Regions from separate parts of the Homo sapiens genome. Here region 1 is linked to region 2. Evidence: read pairs that join two places in POLR2A ChIA-PET (ENCODE). Cell type or tissue: PC-3. All regions are shown on one strand. Each heading gives the region's core, and the rest is flanking DNA. Links, peaks and the distances in the headings are about the cores only.

Evidence for each region. ChIA-PET counts read pairs that join two places held together with the same protein. Peaks named below come from ENCODE experiments on the same cell type or tissue, not always from the same donor. Only the 100,000 strongest peaks of a DNase experiment are listed, where the experiment ranks them.
Region 1: POLR2A ChIA-PET joins it to region 2 with 11 read pairs; 5 of 35 experiments call an interaction of 5 or more read pairs at or near these places.

The regions. Positions count from the first base shown.
Region 1 is chr3:58,455,417-58,465,024 of GRCh38, reverse strand. All of the region lies in intron 1 of LOC107986092 (a long non-coding RNA gene), which reads right to left. Among named protein-coding and RNA genes, the nearest start is that of PDHB, 26 kb to the right of the region's middle. In PC-3, for the core only: a CTCF peak has its summit at 1,192; a DNase peak (open chromatin) is centred at 1,114; H3K4me3 peaks cover 552 bases.
Region 2 is chr3:58,399,991-58,409,598 of GRCh38, reverse strand. PXK (PX domain containing serine/threonine kinase like) reads right to left here. Exons shown (of 18, transcript NM_017771.5): 13 at 5,689-5,737; 14 at 598-675; 15 at 1-67. Among named protein-coding and RNA genes, the nearest start is that of PDHB, 29 kb to the left of the region's middle. In PC-3, for the core only: no CTCF peak of the experiment used is centred there; a DNase peak (open chromatin) is centred at 4,978; H3K27ac peaks cover 1,889 bases.

The sequences.
Region 1 (9,608 bases), core at 826-8,825, 55 kb before region 2:
CTCACGAGATCTGATGGTTTTATAAGGGGCTTCCCCCTTTGCTCAGCATTCACTTCTTTCACCTGCCACCGTGATTGTAAGTTTCCTGAGGCCTCTCTAACCACGTGGAATTGTGAATTAATTAAATCTCTTTTCCTTATAAATTACCCAGTCTCAGGTATGTCTTCATGGCAGCATGAAAACAGAATAATAGTCTGCTTCAAGTTACTGTACATGTTCAACATTAATAAAATAACATTTCTGGCTGGGCACAGTGGCTCATGCCTGTAATCCCAGCATTTTGAGAGGCCAAGGCAGGTGGATCGCTTGAGCCCAGGAGACCAGCCTGGGCAACATGGCAAGACCCCTGTATCTACAAAAAAAAAAAAAAAAAAAGAAAAGAAAAAATTAGCCAGGAGTTGTGGCACGTGCCTGTGGTCCCAGCTACTTGGGAGGCTGAGGTGGGAGGATCACTTGAGCCCAGGAGGTGGAGGTTGCAGTGAGCCAAAATTGTGCCAATGCATTCCAGCCTGGGGGGGAGAGAGTGAGACCCTATCTTAAAATAAATTTAAAAAATCAAATAACATTTCTGTGTGGTTAATTTAAACTAGTCATTTATCTATTGGCATTGATTCAATTACTTTTAAAAAGGAATATACACACTATTATAATATAGTTCTTTTTCACACACACCCAGAGATAATGTGATGAAATCTTGCCTCCCTAAATATAAGAACAAAACATAAGACTGGTATAATCGTTCAGAGAGACATTAACACCAATGCTATAAGTCAGTTCTAATGTATTTAATAAAACGGCTTTCCTTTAGTCAAAAAAAATTTTTTAATCTAGTGAAGTAATCAGCATCGAAATGTTTGGGACACTGAGAAGTGTCTCTTTTGTGCCTGGAAATAGGTGTTTTATTCATCCTCTGGAAGTTTACAGTACAGTGTGTGGGCGAAGCTTTCTGGACAACCTGTCCCTCTGTCAGCTTTTTGCCTCTGCAAAGCCAAAATGTGGGTTCTGTGTCTGAGTATTGCAACCCACAAGAAACGTGGCTAAGGCCAGAAAACATAAGTGTGAATACTTTTGGAAGGCTGCGCATCTCATGAGTCACATGGGAGCAGCCCCGACCGTGGTTTGTGCACCTTCTGCCCTAGCAGCTGCCAGTCAAGCGAAGAGGCGACCTCTAGGGGTGAGCCTGGGCAACAAAATAGTCACCTTCCCCTGGGAAAGCGAATGTGGGGATCCACCTTTAGGAATTCCCTTTTCTAAAAAGCTACGCCTCTAAAGCTTTCAAAAATGAAATTCTATCAATAAGGTACCAGAAGTAACCAAATGGACCCATGTGTGTGCCTGCGTGTGTACGCATGCGTGCATGCCCATATAAACTGAGTATCAGTAGGAGCAGGAAACTAGTATCCGTGCTGGCCTCCTGGGAGGGGAACCGCATAAAGGAGATGGGGACAGCAGGGAAACTCACTTTCCCCTCCCCTCAACTTTTATTATGAAAAACTTTCAAACAGAAAAGTTGAGAGAATAGTGCAATAAATTCCCGCATACTCAGCGCCTAGATTTCATGTGGTTAGCATGTTTGTATTTGCTTTATCTCTATACTCGTTTGTCCGACTTCTCTTAGACTCACCTTTCACAGTAAAGTCTTTGGACCCTTTCAACTGTATACTGTGTGTATGTCATCTATCCAAATAAGTTTATTAATAATTAATAGTAACCACCTCTGAGAGGCGTTGTGAGGGAGGGTTAAATTAAATGAGGAGAAGGGCATAAAATACCTGGCGCAGCGCCAAGCACATTGCTCAAGAAATGCTGTGGTGGCTCTCAGATTTCCCTTCATTCATTCTTAGGTCCCACAGTAAACTCAGCACCTTTGATTTCATCTGAGTCTTTTCCCAAGCCAGCCCTCTTTCCCCAAGCCAGCCCTCTTTCCCCTTTTCCACCCCTCTCTCAACTTCTCTATGGCTCCCGGCAGGCGCAGAGTAAAAGGGATCATCACACCCTGCAGGAAAGCGGCAGGGCCTCCAGACAACACTTACAGGCAGACCACTGGGCTGGAGGAGGCCTAGGCGGCCATGACTCTTAACCCTTCCCTGGCTGCTCCTAGAAAATGGCTTCATGCCTACAAATAGCCACCCTTTCTCATGGCCTCTCTTGTAATAGGTTTGGCAATTTTCTGATGTCAGAAATACATAAGTACAAAATATTAAAATAATATAAAATAAGGCCGGGCACAGTGACTCACGCCTGTAATCCTAGAACTTTGGGAGGCCGAGGCAGGTGGATCACGAGGTCAGGAGTTCAAGACCAGCCTGGCCAAGATGGTGAAACCCCGTCTCTACTAAAAATACAAAAATTAGCCGGGCACGGTGGCAGATGCCTATAACCCCAGCTACTCGGGAGGCTGAGGCAGGAGAATAACTTGAACCCGGGCGGCACAGGTTTGACAGAGTGAGACTCTGTCTCAAAATAAATAAATAAATAAATAATATATATAAAATATAAAATGTAAGTATGTGGTAAAAACCAAGAAGAGATGCTAACTGTATCTCTAAATATATCATATAATATGTATGTGCAGTATAATATACATATATTAATATACTACACTACACATAATATGTGTTAACATATCTATGTTTCATCACATAATATAACATAAATATACAATATAATTCAATATGTGGTAAAAATTAAAAAAAAAAAAAGTAGAGATTCGGCCAGACGTGGTGGCTCACACCTGTAATCCCAGCCCTTTGGGAGGCTGAGACAGGTGGATCACCTGAGGTCGGGAGTTCAAGACCAGCCTGACCAACATGGTGAAACCCCGTCTCTACTAAAAATACAAAATTAGCCAGGTGTGGTAGCGGGTGCCTGTAATCCCAGCTACTCGGGAGGCTGAGGCAGTAGAATCGCTTGAACCCAGGAGGCAGAGGTTGCGGTGAGCCAAGGTCGCGCCATTGCACTCCAGCCTGGCCAATAAGAGTGAAATTCTGTCTCAAAAAAAAAAAAAAAAAAAAGGTAGAGATGCTATGCTATGTCTCTCTTTCTTGTTCTCTATACACATGTATATTCAACATACAGAACATGTATATAACACGTTACATATGTGTATATTATATTACATATGCTATCTATCACACATATGTATATGTATCATAGGAAAAAGCAACTCTTTTTACTCTATATACTCACACCCTCAGTACTTTACTTCTGACATCAGATGTGTGGGTTTTTTCCAACACATCAATTCTCTGGCAGACACCAATTGGGTGTCCTACAATTAATTCAATTTTGACACCAGTTAGAGTTAGTGCAAACCCCACAGGTTAAGGGCTCAGTCCCACAAGGCTGCCCCCACTTCAGATGCTGGTTGCAAGTCCCAGGTTGTCACTTGTACTTCTGACCAACCAACTACAAATCGGGATTCCCTTCCTCAGGTTTGACACTTTGCTAGGGTGGCTTATAGAACTCCGAAAACACTTATGTTTACCTGTTTATTATAAAGGATATCACAAAGGATGGAGATGAACAGCCAGATGAAGAGGTACATAGGGCAAAGTGTTGGGTGACCATACCCCAGCACTTCCACCCATTCAGCAACCTGAAAGCTCTCCAAAGCCCACAGTTTTATAAAGGCATCATCATATGGGCATGATCAATTATTAACTCAATCTCCAGCCCACTCACCTTCCCAGAGGATAGGGAGTGGAGCTAAAAGCTCCAAACTTCTCATCATGGCTTGGTCTTTCTGGAGACCGGCCCCCATCCAGGAACCCACCAAGAGTCACCTCATTAGGACAAAAGATGCTCCTATCACCCAGGAAATTCCAAGGGATTAGGAGCTCTGTGGAACGAACTGGGGTCAAAGACCAAATATTAGAACAAAAGATACACCTAGCACCTCTATCGCTCAGGAAATTACAAGGGTTTTCAGAGCTCTGTGCCAGGAACTGGGTCGAAGACCAAAATATATTTCTTTTTTTTTTTTTTTTTTTTGAGACGGAGTCCTGCTCTGTTGCCCAGGCTGGAGTGCAGTGGCGGGATCTCGGCTCACTGCAAGCTCCACCTCCCGGGTTCACACCATTCTCCTGCCTCAGCCTCCCGAGTAGCTGGGACTACAGGCGCCCGCCACCACGCCCAGCTAATTTTTTGTATTTTTAGTAGAGACCGGGTTTTACTGTGGTCTCAATCTCCTGACCTCGTGATCCGCCCGCTTCGGCCTCCCAAAGTACTGGAATTACAGGCATGAGCCACCGCGCCCAGCCCAAAATATATTTCTTAGTATAAATAACAACATTGTAGTATATTATATGTATATACACATACTAACATACACAGTATGGTACATATGAGATATAGATATGTTTACAGATCTAGTTAACATTTCTAACGACTTGGTTTTTAACCATGTACTGAATTATGTTTGGCCAGACTCACCCTCCACCCATCCAGGGCCCTAAGTCCCATCTCTTATTTTTCAAGGTAAACCAGTTGAGTCACCACCTGCTCTGTTAGCCACATCCAATGTGACTCTGGGGTCTCAGATCTTTCTGGCAACTGCGCATAAGCCCAGACCTTACTCCAGTCCTTGGGGAGAGAAAACTAGGGAACTCCTCTGCCCCTCAAAGGCCCTGTTTTTCCATTGCCTTGGTTCTGTTGCTACCACACTGGGCACCAGGGAGAGCAAATCCCTATAAGCCATGTGTGCCTTCTCCACCACCAGACGGCTGCTCCATGGGGCCTGTCCCTGCCCACGTGTGACCGTTCCTAGAGGAGAAGAGTTCCCTCATGCAGGGTCACAGCAGCCCCAGATGCATCATCCTTCGGTAACAATTCACAGCCACTTGCTGTGGAAGGGCCCACAAAGAAAACCAAGGAAACCCTAACAAAAATAAGAGCATTTGCTGAGCATTCACTGTGTGCCAGGCACTGTGCAAAATACTTTTTTTTTTTTTAAGAGATGGGGTCTCACTATGTTGCCCAGGCTGGTCTCAAACTCCTGGACTCAAATAATCCTCCCACCTCTACCTCCCAAGTAGCTGGGATTACAGGAATGAGCCACTGCACCTGGCTTAAAATACTAAAAATATGTTATCAAATTTAACCTGATCACCTCAACCCCTCTACAAAGCAGGCATTTTTCCCTGACTTGAGTTCTGCTTTTTTTGGTGAGTTCTTCTTGGGAGACCTTAATTCATGTTTTAAAATTAATTAATCAATTAACATTTATACAGCACTTACTATGTGGCAGACACCGAGTGAGCAGCTTTACAAACATTAACTCACTGAGCCCTCATCACAGCCCTATGAGATGAGCACTACTATTATTCCCATAATAGTCACAAGCAATAAGCTCAAAGTCACACAGCTAATGAGTGGTAGAAGTGGGATGCCTGTTCTGCCAGTGGAAATGTAATGGAGGTGACTCAAAGTGGGAACATGTGCACATGAAGTATATTGGCAAGGGCGTGGAGAAATAGGCACTTTCAGGTATTGCTTATGGGAGGGCAAATTTGCAAGGCAATGTGACAATATTGAACACAATTTAAAATGCATATGCAGTAGTTACTTTGACCTTGATATTCTTCCTCTAGAAATTATTCACAGATATTTATATGCATATGAAAACATATGGACAAGTCATCTTATTGCACCACGTTTGTATTAGTAAAGGCTAGAAGCAACCAGAATGATGATTAATAGGACATCAGGGCAGGGCATGGTGGCTCACGCCTGTAATCTCAGCACTTTCGGAGGCTGAGGTGGGTGGATCACATGAGGTGAGGAGTTCAAGACCAGCCTGGCCAACATGGCAAAGCCCCATCTCTACTAAAAAATACAAAACTTAGGCCGGGTGTGGTAGCCCACGCCTGTAATCCCAGCACTTTGGGAGGCCGAGGAGGGTGGATCACCGGGTCAGGAGATTGAGACCATCCTGGCTAACATGGTGAAACCCCGTCTCTACTAAAAATACAAAAACAAACAAACAAAATTAGCTGGGTGTGGTGGTGGGTGCCTGTAATCTCAGCTTCTGGGGAGGCTGAGGCAGGGAGAATTGCTTGCACCCGGGAGGGGGAAGTTGCAGTGAGCCGAGATCACGCCACTGCACTCCAGCCAGGGGGACAGAGCGAGACTCTGTCTCGAAAAAAAAAATAGGACATAAGTTAAATGAGTTATAATACAGCCACACTCTGGAATACTATAAAGCTGTGAAGATGAATGAGTGAAACATACTGGTACTGAAGTAAAGTCCTCCAAGATGTATTTGTAATGAAAATACAAAGCACAGAGCATAAGTGTGTTTTCAAGGCTAATATTCAAGCCAAAGTCTAGGGTCTGACTCCAGAGAAGGTAAACACATCCTCTATCTATTACCATATGAATGTGGTGATAGCAGCCCAATTGAATTTGTTTCCATTTAAATATATAAATTTGGCTGTGTGGGGAGGGGGCAAAATTCAGGCCACAGTGGAGCTTTAGTCTCCCTGTCCTGGTGCACACTTTCCCCACGGAACTGAATCTGGAACAATAGAGAACACAGAAAAAGGCAACGGGGATTACCCACTCCCCCGCGCACGCACTCTTGGACCACAGCTCCTCTGGTTAGTGACAAATATCCCTCCATAATGTTAAGTGCCTGCCCACTCGCTGCTGCCACCAACTCCAAGGTATTGCCTCCTGGCAGGGGCAGAGGAAAATAGAAAAAGAAAGCAAAAACCAAAATGGGATTCTCTCTGCCGCTCCCTAGCAGACGCGGGGGCGCGCGCGCGCGCGCACACACACACACACACACACACACACACACACACACACACACACACACTCCCCAGATGAAAAAGAGAAGGCTTCTCTTGGAACGCTTCCCGTCTGGACCTACTACAGGCTTCTGAGTTTCCGGCAGCTGTCTTTGAGTCCAGGCTGGGCAATACTGCAGGGGAAAAAAATATGTAAACTTTCCACCATTTTGATGGAACTTTTTTTTTTTGGAGACGGAATTTCGCTATGGAGTGCAGTGACGCAGTCTCAGAGGCAGCCTCTGCCTCCTCAGTTTAAGCAATTCTCCTGGCTCAGCCTCCCGAGTAGCTGGGATTACTGTGGGTGTGCCACCACGCCCAGCTAACCCAGCTAATTTTTGTATTTTTAGTAGAGACGGGGGTTTCACCATGTTGGCCAGGCTGTTCTTGAACTCCTCACCTCAAGTGATCCACCTGCCTCAGCCTCCCAAAGTGCTGGGATTACAGGCGTGAGCCACCGTGCCCAGGCGGAGCTTTGAATTCTCATCTCTTTCCCCAATCCACTGGCTACAATTTGCTTTTCAGAGTCCTTAGCTGCTCCATGCCTTCTGAAAGGATCTGTAGTTGCAGCCAATGTGATCAGAAAGTATTGGGAAGATCACAGAATTGGGGGAGATCAAGAGAGACATCCCAAATAGTTGTGTATGAACTCATGGGGTTCACCCCGTGCTTGCAAGTATGGATCTCACCCCAAACAGAATACCACAGGCTTTGTGAACTCTGTTGCAGGCAGCTCTCCGCCCAGGTCACTGAATGACCTCAATTTAGTAGAAGCCAATTATAGTTTGGCCAGACTTGGGGGCACACAGGTGGGACTGATCTGAATAGCCCTGCAAATACTTTCAAAGCTTTACTTGGAATCACAGCTCACACAAAGCCAGTTGAAATTTCTGACCTGAATTTCACCTTCTAGGTTACCTGCTAAAATAAAAAATATCTGCCAGGCACGGTGGCTCACACCTGTAATCCCAGAACTTTGAGAGGCCGAGATGGGCAGATCATTAGGTCAGGAGATCGAGACCATCCTGGCTAATATGGTGAAAACCCGTCTCTACTAAAAATACAAAAAATTAGCTGGGCATGGTGGCACATGCCTGTAGTCCCAGCTACTCGGGAGGCTGGGGCAGGAGAATGGTGTGAACCCAGAAAGTGGAGCTTGCAGTGAGCCGAGATTGCGCCACTGCACTCCAGCCTGGGCGACAGAGCAAGACTCCATCTCAAAAAAAAAAAAAAAAAAAATCAACATTATTTAGCCAGACTGACAATGAAATAGAAAGGACAGAAACTACTAAATTCAGGAATGAAAGAAGAAATATCACTACAGATTCCTTCCTCGACACTTTAAAAGGCTCATAAGTGAATATTATGACAAACCAAGGCATAAAAACTTGGTAACTTAGAAGAAGTGGACCAATTCCTTGACAGATACAAATGACCTCAATTTTCCCAAGAACAAATAGATACCCTGAATAGTTCTCTATCTGGTAAAGAACTTGAATTTGTAGCTAAAAGCCCCTGAAAAAGACATCTCCAGGTAGTTTCACTCACAAATTCTAACAAACATTTAAAGAAGAAATAACACCAATTCTACACAATCTCATCCAGAAAACAAAAGAGGAGAGAACACTTCCCAGTTCATTTTGTGAGGCCAACATTACTTTGATATCAAAATCAGACAAGACAATAAAATTACAAACCAAAGATCTTTTGGCCGGGCGTGGTGGCTCACACCTGTAATCCCAGCACTTTGGGAGGCCGAGGCGGGCGAATCATCTAAGGTTGGGAGTTCAAGACCAGCCTGACCAACATGGTGAAACCCTGTCTCTACTAAAAATATAAAAATTAGCTGGGTGTGGTGGCACATGCCTGTAATCCCAGCTACTCGGGAGGCTGAGGCAGGAGAATCGCTAGAACCCAGGAGGAGGAGGTTGCGGTGAGCCCAGATCTTGCCATTGCACTCCAGCCTGGGCAACAAGAGTGAAACTCTATCTCAAAAAAAAAAAAAAAAAACCAAACCGAAGATCTTTCATGAACATAGACATGAATCTCAACAAAATATTAGCAAATTAAATCCACCAATATACATGCATGTGTGCATATCTTACCATGAGCAAGCAAGGTTTATACCAAGAATTCAAGGATGGTTCAATATTTGAAAATCAATTAATGTAATCCACCATGTTAAAGAGGCCAGGCACGGTGGCTCATGCCTGTAATCCCAGCACTTTGAGAGGCTGAGGTGGGCGGATCACAAAGTCAGGAGTTTGAGACCAGCCTGGCCAATATGGTCAAACCCCACCTCTACTAATAATACAAAAATTAGCTGGGCATAGTGGCAGGTGCCTGTAGTCCCAGCTGCTTGGGAGGCTGAGGCAGGAGAATTGCTTGAACCTGGGAGGCAGAGGTTGCAGTGAGCCGAGATTGCACCCCTGCACTCCAGCCTGGGCCACAAAGCAAGACTCTGTCTCAAAAAAAAAAAAAAAAACTAAAGAAGAAAAAAATCTAAAGAAAAAAATCAATCAAATAAACTGATGTAGACAAAGCATCTCACAAAATTCAGTGGTCATTCTGGTAAAAGGACTCAGCAAACTAGGAACAGAAGAGAGCTTCCTTAGCCTGAATAAGGGCATCTGCAAAAAAAACAAAAACAAGCATCATACTTAATGTTGAAAGATTGAACACTTTCCCTCTGAGATCAGGAACAAGACAAGGTTATTCATTCTCACCACTCCTATTTAATATTGTACTAGAAGACCAGCAATAAGACAAGAAAAACAAACAAAAGACATGCATTTTAGAAGGACAGAAATTGTGTTT
Region 2 (9,608 bases), core at 505-8,504:
TTTTTTTTCTTTCCTCCTCAGATCCATGGTGGGACTGAGCTCTTGTCAGTCTTCGATGCTGGTGAATCTTTAAAAGACCATAAGATGTAAGCATATCCCACATAAGGCAGCTTCCTAATGAAAATCTTCTCCAACATGTTTTGGCAAACCACATTTTATTGGGATAAAAGAAAATCTTTCCTTGCTCAGGCTGTCTACTTCCTGGCTCGGGTCTGGATGCCAGGTAGAGGAGTATGCCAAAGGAAGAGGTCCTTTCTCATGCCCCTAATGCCTTCCTGCCTTTCCCTCTTTTACAGAAGAAGAATGTGGTGAGACAGCATGGACCATGCATGCCCGCAACTATCACCGGCCGGCATGCTCTGATCAGAAACCCAGACTGCCCTTCCTGGACATGTTTGTTTCCCACATAGACTAGGCAGGACTGAGGGCAGGACTGTCAAGTATTCAGCTCTGCAGGGAAGCATTTAGCCTAAAGGCTGGCTGAGAGTAAGTATGCTTAAAATATTTGCAGAGGGAACAGTCAAAGGTCAATCACTATAAAAACCACGGCAGAGGATGGGGACACTAAAAGGCAAAGAGGAACCGTTATCAATTTACCTGTTTCTGTTCCTCAATTAGTCTCTTCTCTATACATTCTTTGGCAATTCTCAATGCCTCTTTTAACTTTGTAGGGATCTGAAAGGAGAGAAAAGTACATCATCTATTGAAAAAGGTGGCTGGAGATACTTCCAAGTCCTGGAGTAAATGAAGGAGCAGGTGGTTATCAAGAGTCATTTCGGCCGGGCGCGGTGGCTCATGCCTGTAATCCCAGGACTTTGAGAGGCCAAGGCGGGCGGATCACGCGGTCAGGAGATGGAGACCATCCTGGCTAACACGGTGAAATCCCATCTCTACTAAAAATACAAAAAATTAGCCGGGCGTGGTGGTGGGCGCCTGTAGTCCCAGCTACTCAGGAGGCTGAGGCAGGAGAATGGCGTGAACCCGGGAGGCGGAGCTTGCAGAGAGCCGAGATCACGCCACTGCACTCCAGCCTGGGTGACAGAGCGAGACTCCATCTCAAAAAAAAAAAAAAAGAGTCATTTGGAATAAAATCAGTTAAAGCTGTCCATTCAAATCCTACCCCAGCCACTTTTGGTATCCCTAACACACTCACTTCTCTAGCATTTTTTAGCAATGAACACATAAAACTAAAACATAAATAAACATGATATGTTTCAAGTAATGCAAGTAATCCTCAAGGGCTGTAAATTGCCAAAACAATCTGAAAAAGAAAAATAAAGTTGAAGGCCTCACATTTCCTGATTTTGAAACCTATTACATAGCTACAGTAATTAAAACAGTGTGGTACTGACATGCAGGCAGATACACAGACCAATGGAAAAGAAGAAGAGAGAGCCCAGAAATAAATGCTTGTGGATATGGTCAAATAATCTTTGACAAGGGTTCCAAGAACATACAATGGGGGAAAGGACAGTGTATTCAATAACAGTGCTGGGAAAATTGGATATCCACATACAAAAGAGTGAAGTTGGACCCTTACCTTACACCATAAACAAAAATTAACTCAAAATGGATTCAAAACCTAAACATAAGACCTAAAACTATAAAACTCCTAAAAGAAAAGACACAGGGGAAAAGCTTCTTGACACTGGATTTGGCAGTGATTTCTTGGATATGACACCAAAAGCACAGGCAATAAAAGAAAAAAAATTAAACTTCATCAAAATTTAAAACTTTGGTGCAGCCGGGCAAGGTGGCTCACGCCTGTAATCCCAATACTTTGGGAGGCTGAGGTGGGTGGATCACTTGAGGTCAGAAGTTCAAGACCAGCCTGGCCAACATGGCAAAACCCCGTCTCTACTAAAGATACAAAAATTAGCCAGGTGTGGTGGTGCACGCCTGTAATCTACTTGGGAGGCTGAGGCAGGAAGATCACTTGAACCTGGGAGGGCGGAGGTTGCAGTGAGCTGAGATTGTGCTGCTGCACTCCAGCCTAAGCAACAGAACGAGCCCCTGTCTCCAAAAGAAAAAAAGAAAAATAAATAAATAAATAAATAAATAAAACATTGGTGCAACAAAGAAAAACGGAGTAAAAGACAACTCAAGAAATGGGACACAATATTTGCAAATCATAGGTCTGATAAGGGGTTAATATCCAGAATATATAAAGGAACTCCAACAACTCAACAACAAAATATAAGTAACCCAATTAAAAAGAGGCAAAAGACATAGACATTTCTCTAAAGAAAATATACAAATGGCCAAAAAACATATGAAAAGACACTCAATGTCTTTAGTCATTAGAGAAATGTAAATCAAAACCACAATGAGACATCACCTCACAGCCATTAGGATAGCCACTATTAAAATAATAAAATAAATGTTGGTGAGAATGTGGAGAAACTGAAGCCCTTGTACACTGCTGGTGGAAATGTAGAGTAGTACAGCTGCTATGGAAAACAGTATGGAGGTGACTCAAAAAACTACAAAATGGAACTACCATATGAGGAATTCCACTTCTGGGTATACATCCAAAAGAATCAAAAGCAGGATCTCAAAAAGATATTTGCACACCCATGTTCACTGCAGCATTATTCATGACAGACAAGAGGTAAAAGCAGCCTAAATGTTCATCAACAGATGAATGGATAAAAAAAGTGTGGCATATACATACAATGGAATATTACTCAACCTTAAAAATAGAAGGAAATCTTGTTACATGTTACAATATAGATGAACCTTGAGGACATTATGCTAAGTGAAATAAATGATCCACAAAAGGACAAATACTTATATAAGGTTTCTAGAGTAGTCAAGATCACAGAAACAAAGTAGAATAGTGATTGCCCGGAGCTGTGGGGAGGGAGAAATGGGGAGTCATTATTCTATGGGTATAGAGTTTCAGGTTGTAAGCTCTAGAGACCTGTTATACAATAATGTGAAGATAGTTAACACCACTGAACTGTACACTTAAAAATGGTTCAGAGAGTAAATTTTATATTGTATTTTTTATCACAATTAAAAATTTAAAAATTAGGTCAGGCACAGTGGCTCACACCTGTAATCCCAGCACTTTGGGAGGCCACTTGGGGCCAAGAGTTCAAGACTAGCCTGGGCAACAGTAAGACTCTGTCTCTACAAAAAAATTAAAAAATTAGCAGGGTGTGGTGGTACGCGCCTGTTGTCCCAGCTACTCAACAGGCTGAGGCAGGAGGATTACCTGAGCTCAGGAGTTTGAGGCTGCACTGAGCCCCGTCATTGCACCACTGCACTCCAGCCTGGCAACAAAAAATCGCCTACTTCAAAAAAAAAAAAATTAAAATTAAAAATTAAAAAAATTGGCCGGGTGCAGTGGCTCACACCTGTAATCCCAGCACTTTGGGAGGCCGAGGTGAGTGGTTCACCTGAGGTCGAGACCAGCCTGACCAACATAATGAAACCCCATCTCTACTAAAAATACAAAAATTAGCCAGGCGTGGTGGCGCATGCTTGTAATCCCAGCTGCTCAGGAGGCTGAAGCAGAATTGCTTGAACCCAGGAGGCGGAGGTTGCAGTGAGCCGAGATCATGCCATTGTACTCCAGCCTGGGTGACAAGAGCGAGACTCCGTCTCAAAAGAAAAAAAAATATTTAAAAAATTATATAAAGCTTATTGGAACATACATAAATTCAACCAGTTATTATAACTTCAGAGATATCTTCTTTGTGAGAGATTTATGTTCTGAATTTTGTAAGATTAAACTTTCCCAGCTTTCCCTGTTGGGAGACATTCCAAACAACAGCCCAGTTTGTTTCTGAGCCTATCATTTCTTTTTTTTTTTTGAGACAGAATCTCACTCTGTTCCCCAGGCTGGAGTGTACCGGCATGATCTCAGCTCACTGCAACCTCTGCCTCCATCATTTCTCCTTTTTTTTTTTTTTGAGACAGAGTCTCACTCTGTCGCCCAGGCTGGAGTGCAGTGGTGTGCTCTCAGTTCACTGCAACCTCTGCCTCCCAGGTCTAAGCAATTCTCCTGCTTCAGCCTCCCGAGTAGCTGGGATTACAGGCACCTGCCACTAAGCCTGGCTAATTTCTGTATTTTTAGTAGAGATGGGGTTTTGCCATGTTGGCCAGGCTGGTCTGGAACTCCTGACCTCAAATGATCCACCTGTCTCAGCCTCCCAAAGTGTTGGGATTACAAGCGTGAGCCACCACGCCCGGGCCATTTCTTAATTTATTAGCTTTTTAAATCATGAGGAGTCTGGTCCTGGAAGATAAGACCCCCAGATCATGTTGAACTTTTTGTCTTTATTATTCTGTAAAAATTTCAAATTAAAAAAAAAGCTGTAAGTAGGTAATACAGTCACATGGTTTAAAATCCCAAAGGTATAAAAGGGCACATACACAGTGAAGTCTCCCACCTACTTCCATGGAGGAAACCAACATTACCAGTCTCCTGTATATCTTTCCAGAAAGTCAGTGTACATACAAGAACTAATGTTGGATTTTAAAATCATACTATCTTTGCTGCATAGGCTCTCTGGCTTAGGGGAAGAGCGAGGTCTAGTACTAACTCCTGAATCCTAAAGGCCAGACTGTCAGGGTTGGAGGAGAATATATTTATTGACAAGGCTGAAGAAATTTGCTAAGATGCTTCAGTGAAGAAGACATTAAATTTAAATGTTTTTTTCTCTCCTACTTCAGATCCAAAGAAGCTATTATTGTCAGAATTCCTCTAACTGGCAAAACAGAACAGAGGAAAGCACCTCTCTCACTGACACAGTCTTCTAAACCCTCCCTTGGTTTTCTTTCTTTTTTTTGTTTTCTAAATTTATTTTCATCCTAATAGTATTACATGTTCTTTTGGAATATAGAAAGGAGAGGGAGAATTACCTTTTATCCTCCTACCCAAATCGCACTCATAGTGAGCACTGCCAAGAGCCATGGCCTGAACAAGGAGTTTCCGTAGATGACCTCAGTTGTCTAATGACAACAGACATGCATTACTCACCAATTTTACACATGAGTACATGCAGACTCAAAGATTAAGTGCTTGCCCATAGGTCAGTAGCTCTCAACTGGGAGCAATTTTGTACACTACCCCCCAGGAGACATTTAGCAATGTCTGGAGACACTTTTGGTTGTCACAGTGCAGGAGAGGGGGCAAGGAGTATCGTTGGCATCTAGTGGTGAGGTTAGGGATGCTGCTTCACATCCTACCGTGCACAGGCAGCCCTCACAACAAAGAATCATCTCACCCAAAACGTCAAATACCGTGGTTGAAAAACCCTGCTGTAGATAACAGCTAATATTGTAGGAACAAAGTAAGATATCATTCTGGTTTTTTGGGTTCCGAAGCCCATTCTCTTTCCATGACACATAACACCACTGCTTCCCAGGAGAAGACCTCCTTCCAGGCTTGTTTCTAGACAGATATGTTGTTTTACACATTACCTTATTTTTTTATACCTAAGCACAAATCTAAATCATTTTCCATATTACTACAATGTCTTTATCAATTTCACTTTTAATTATATTATCAAATAGATGTACCATAAATTATTAAACTAGCCCCTAATTGTAGGACATTTAGGTTATTTCCCAATTTTCCCTATTATATATCTTTTCTTTTTTTGGCTAAAAATACAGCTAACTTTCAAAGTCAACTTAGTTATGTCACAAACCAAAAAACGATATAATTGTCTTTACCTTAAACTGTGGTTTTTCAGAAGTGGTTAGTAAAACATCGCTGAATAATCTGTAAAGAAAAGAAACAAACAAAAATCTTTCTTGAACCACGTGCACTCTCAGACTAGGATGAAAGCAGATTAAGACACCTTTAGCCCATGAGGTCTCCCTTCCCTGCACCACATCCTCCAGCCCCTGGCCCAATCCACCATTCCATGTTCATTAACAAATGCAAAGGGATTTGCAGGTGGCCCAGTGTGACCCCCTTCCCACTGTGTTACTAGGGTATCTGGGCCAGCTGTGTACTAGAGGGGGTTTCCCTGCTATGGGCAATATTGCATTTTTAAGAAATTACTTTTGCGAATGCTAATTTGCAAAAATATCGCAAATAATATATGCGGTAGATATTTCTAAATAGAATAGTTTTCTGCTATTTTTCTTGCCTCAGAAGAGGATAAAATTTATTCTAGAGTTCAGTAACATAAAAATGTTCAAGTAAGTAGAAAGGAATTGTCCTGATTGGAATCTAACAGGAAAGTAATTTTCTTCTAAGTATTTCTCATACTTCATTTTTAAAAGTAGTAGCTTTTGGAGTAAATCAATTCTCTCTTCAAAAATATGTTACTGGCTGGGTGCGGTGGCTCATGTCTTGTAATCCCAGCACTTTGTGAGGCTGAGGCAGGCGGATCACTTGAGGTCAGGGTTTCGAGACCAGAGTGGGCAGCATGGTGAAACCCCATCTCTACTAAAAATACAAAAATTAGCCGGGTGTGGTGGTGCGTGCCTATTGTCCCAGCTACTTGGGAGGCTAAGGCAGGAGATTCCCTGGAACCCAGGAGGCAGAGGCTGCAGTGAACCGACATTGCACCACTGCACTCCTGCCTGGGCAACAGAGCAAGACTCCATCTTAAAAAAAAAAAAAAGGGTATGTTATTGCAAAAAAGTAAACAACAGACACCGGGTCTATTTAGGGGGAGAGGTGGGGAGAGCAGCAGAAATACTAAATATTGCGTACTGGGCTTAATAGCTGGGTGATGAAATATGTACAACAAACCCCCATGACATGTTTACCTATGTAGCAAACTTTCGCATGTACCCCCACACCTAAAAGTTAAAAATAAAAATAATAAAAAATGATTTTAAAATTACCCATGTGACCAAAAAAAAAAAAAAAAAGTATATTATTAAAAACAATAGCATGGGCCGGGTGCAGTGGCTCACACCTGTAATCTCAGCACTTTGGGAGGCTGAGGCAGGTGGATCACCTGAGGTCAGGAGTTCAAGACCAGCCTGGCCAACATGGTGAAAACCCTGTTTCTACTAAAAATACAAAAACTAGCCGGGCATGGTGGCACGCACCTGTAGTTCCAGCTACTCGGGAGGCTGAGGCAAGAGGATCACTTGAACCCGGGAGGCGGAGCTTGCAGTGAGCCAAGATCACACCACTGCACTCCAGCCTGGGTGACAGAGCAAGACTCTATCTAAAAAAAAAAAAAGAAAAGAAAAGAAAAAAACAATAGCATGAACTGGGTGACCTGGGCACAGTGGCATTCGCCTGCAGTCCCAGCTACTCCACAGCTAGAGGTGGGAGGACCCTTTGAGCTCAGGAGTTTAAGATCAGCCTGCATAACATAGCAAGACTCTCAAAAAGAAGAAGGGGGGAGAGAGAGGGGGAGGGGGAGTGCGAGGGGGAGGGAAAGAAAAGAGGAGAAGAGAGGAGGAGGAGAGGGAAAGAGGGAAAGCAATAGCATGAACAACTCTGAACTGCTGGGTAAAACAGGTCAAAGAATAGAAATGGTTGCTTGGGTAGCACCCAAACAGCTATAAGTGAGTCTTTCTTTGAATATGCCTCCTGCCCCTCCCCTATTTTTTAAAGAGATGGAGTCTTGTTATGTTGTCCAGGCTGCCCTGGAAGTCCTGGGCTCAATCAATCCTCCCATCTTGGCCTCCTGAGTAGCTGGAACTACAGGCATGTGCCAGTATGCCTGGCTGAATATCCTGCGCCCCCAGTTTGTTTTATTTTTTATTTTATTTTATTTTTTTGAGATGGAGTCTCACTCTGTCGCCCAGGCTGGAGTGCAGTGGCGCGCTCCAGTGCAAACTCCGCCTCCTGGGTAGCTGGGACTACAGACGCCCGCCACCACGCTCGGCTAATTTTTTTGCATTTTTAGTAGAGACAGGGTTTCACCGTGTTAGCTAGGATGGTCTGGATCTCCTGACCTTGTGATCCACCTGCCTTGGCCTCCTAAAGTGCTGGGATTACAGGCATGAGCCACCACGCCTGCCCCTCACTTTGTTTTATTTTTGAGACAGGGTCTTACTCTGTCATCTAGGCTGGAGTGCAGTGGTGAGTTCACAGCTCACTGCAACCTCAAATTCCTAGGCTCAAGCGATTCTACCACCTCAGCCTTCCAAGTAGCTGGGATTATTACTTGGTGCACACCACCACGCCTAGCTAATTTTGTTGTTGTTGTATTTTTTGTAGAGATGGGGTTTCGCCATGTTGGCCAGGCTGGTCTTGAACTCCTGAGCTCAAGTGATCCACCTGCCTCAGCCTCCCAAACTGCTGGGATTATAGGTGTGAGCCACCGCGCCCAGCTATATTACTCTTTTTTAAAGATGGGAACTTCATCACAAGTAGAAATGACAGGATTAGCTTTCCCCACAGGGCTCTTCAGGGCCCCGCCTGTCCCTCAGCCACACATCTCTTTACTTCCAGAGGACACATTTTAATTGAACATGGTTTACGCCTGTCCAGGAGCTCTTCTCATAGCTGAAGCCCACATCGTAGAAAGACTTAGGTGAAGAAAAAAATATTTGGATTCACTTAAGGACTGGAAGACTGAGAGAAAGATGTAAGAGCTTTGGAATGGGGAGTGTAAATGCAAACTCAAGTAAATCAACCTGTATATAGGCTATTTCCTAAGTACAAGTGCATTTTGCTAGAAAAGTTTGTGTGAAAGTTGTTTTCCAAACTGGGTCTGTTTTTCCATATTCACATTGTTTGTTTTGTTTTGAGACGGAGTCTTGCTCTGTCACCCAGGCTGGAGTGCAGTGCTGAGATCTTGGCTCACTGCAACCTCTGCCTCCCCAGTTCAAGTGATTCTTCTGCCTCAGCCTCCTGAGTAGCTGGGATTACAGGAGTGTGCCACCATGCCCAGCTAATTTTTTATATTTTCTTAGTAGAGACAGGGTTTCACCACACGTTGGCCAGGATGGTCTTGAACTCCTGACCTCAAGTGATCCACCCGCCTCAGCCTCCCAAAGTGCTGGGATTATAGGCATGAGCCACTGCCCGGCCCACATTATTACATTATTATTAATGGTTGCTGGTTTGGCGACAGACGCTTCAGTGTCTGTGGAACAGTAGAATGTCACATCCACGGGGCAGGGGCTTGGTTTCCTCTTTTCATTACAGTGCCTAGGACAGCAGCTGGCCTCCAGAAGGCCCTCTCTAAACACTTGTGGAAAGAAAGAACCAGGAACCGGAAGTTATCTCTACCTTCTCTGAACTCTGGCTACATGCCCTTCAAGCTGTCCCCTGCCTCGTTTCCCCATATTATTGTTTTCAGAGTATATCTGTTATATAATACGCTGGTGCAGACAAAGCACCAGATACACTGCATGGTGTGTGATATTCAAAAAAGATCAGCTGATTCAGTAGTAAGCATAACTAACACTTAATGAGCACATATTAAGTGCCGGGTCCCTACTAGGAATCACCTCATTAAATCCTCCCAACTACCTTCTGAGGTGGGAACTTATTATCATTCCCATTTCACAGTTCACAAAACTCTACTTCCAGAGGTTAGGAAATTTGTCTAAGGTCACCCAGGTAGAAGTGGTGAAGCTGGAATCCACCTCCAGGTCTGTCCCACCCCAGGCACACCCTTCTTAACCACTCTGCTGCCTTTCCATGAAAGAACAGAAAATGCACCTGA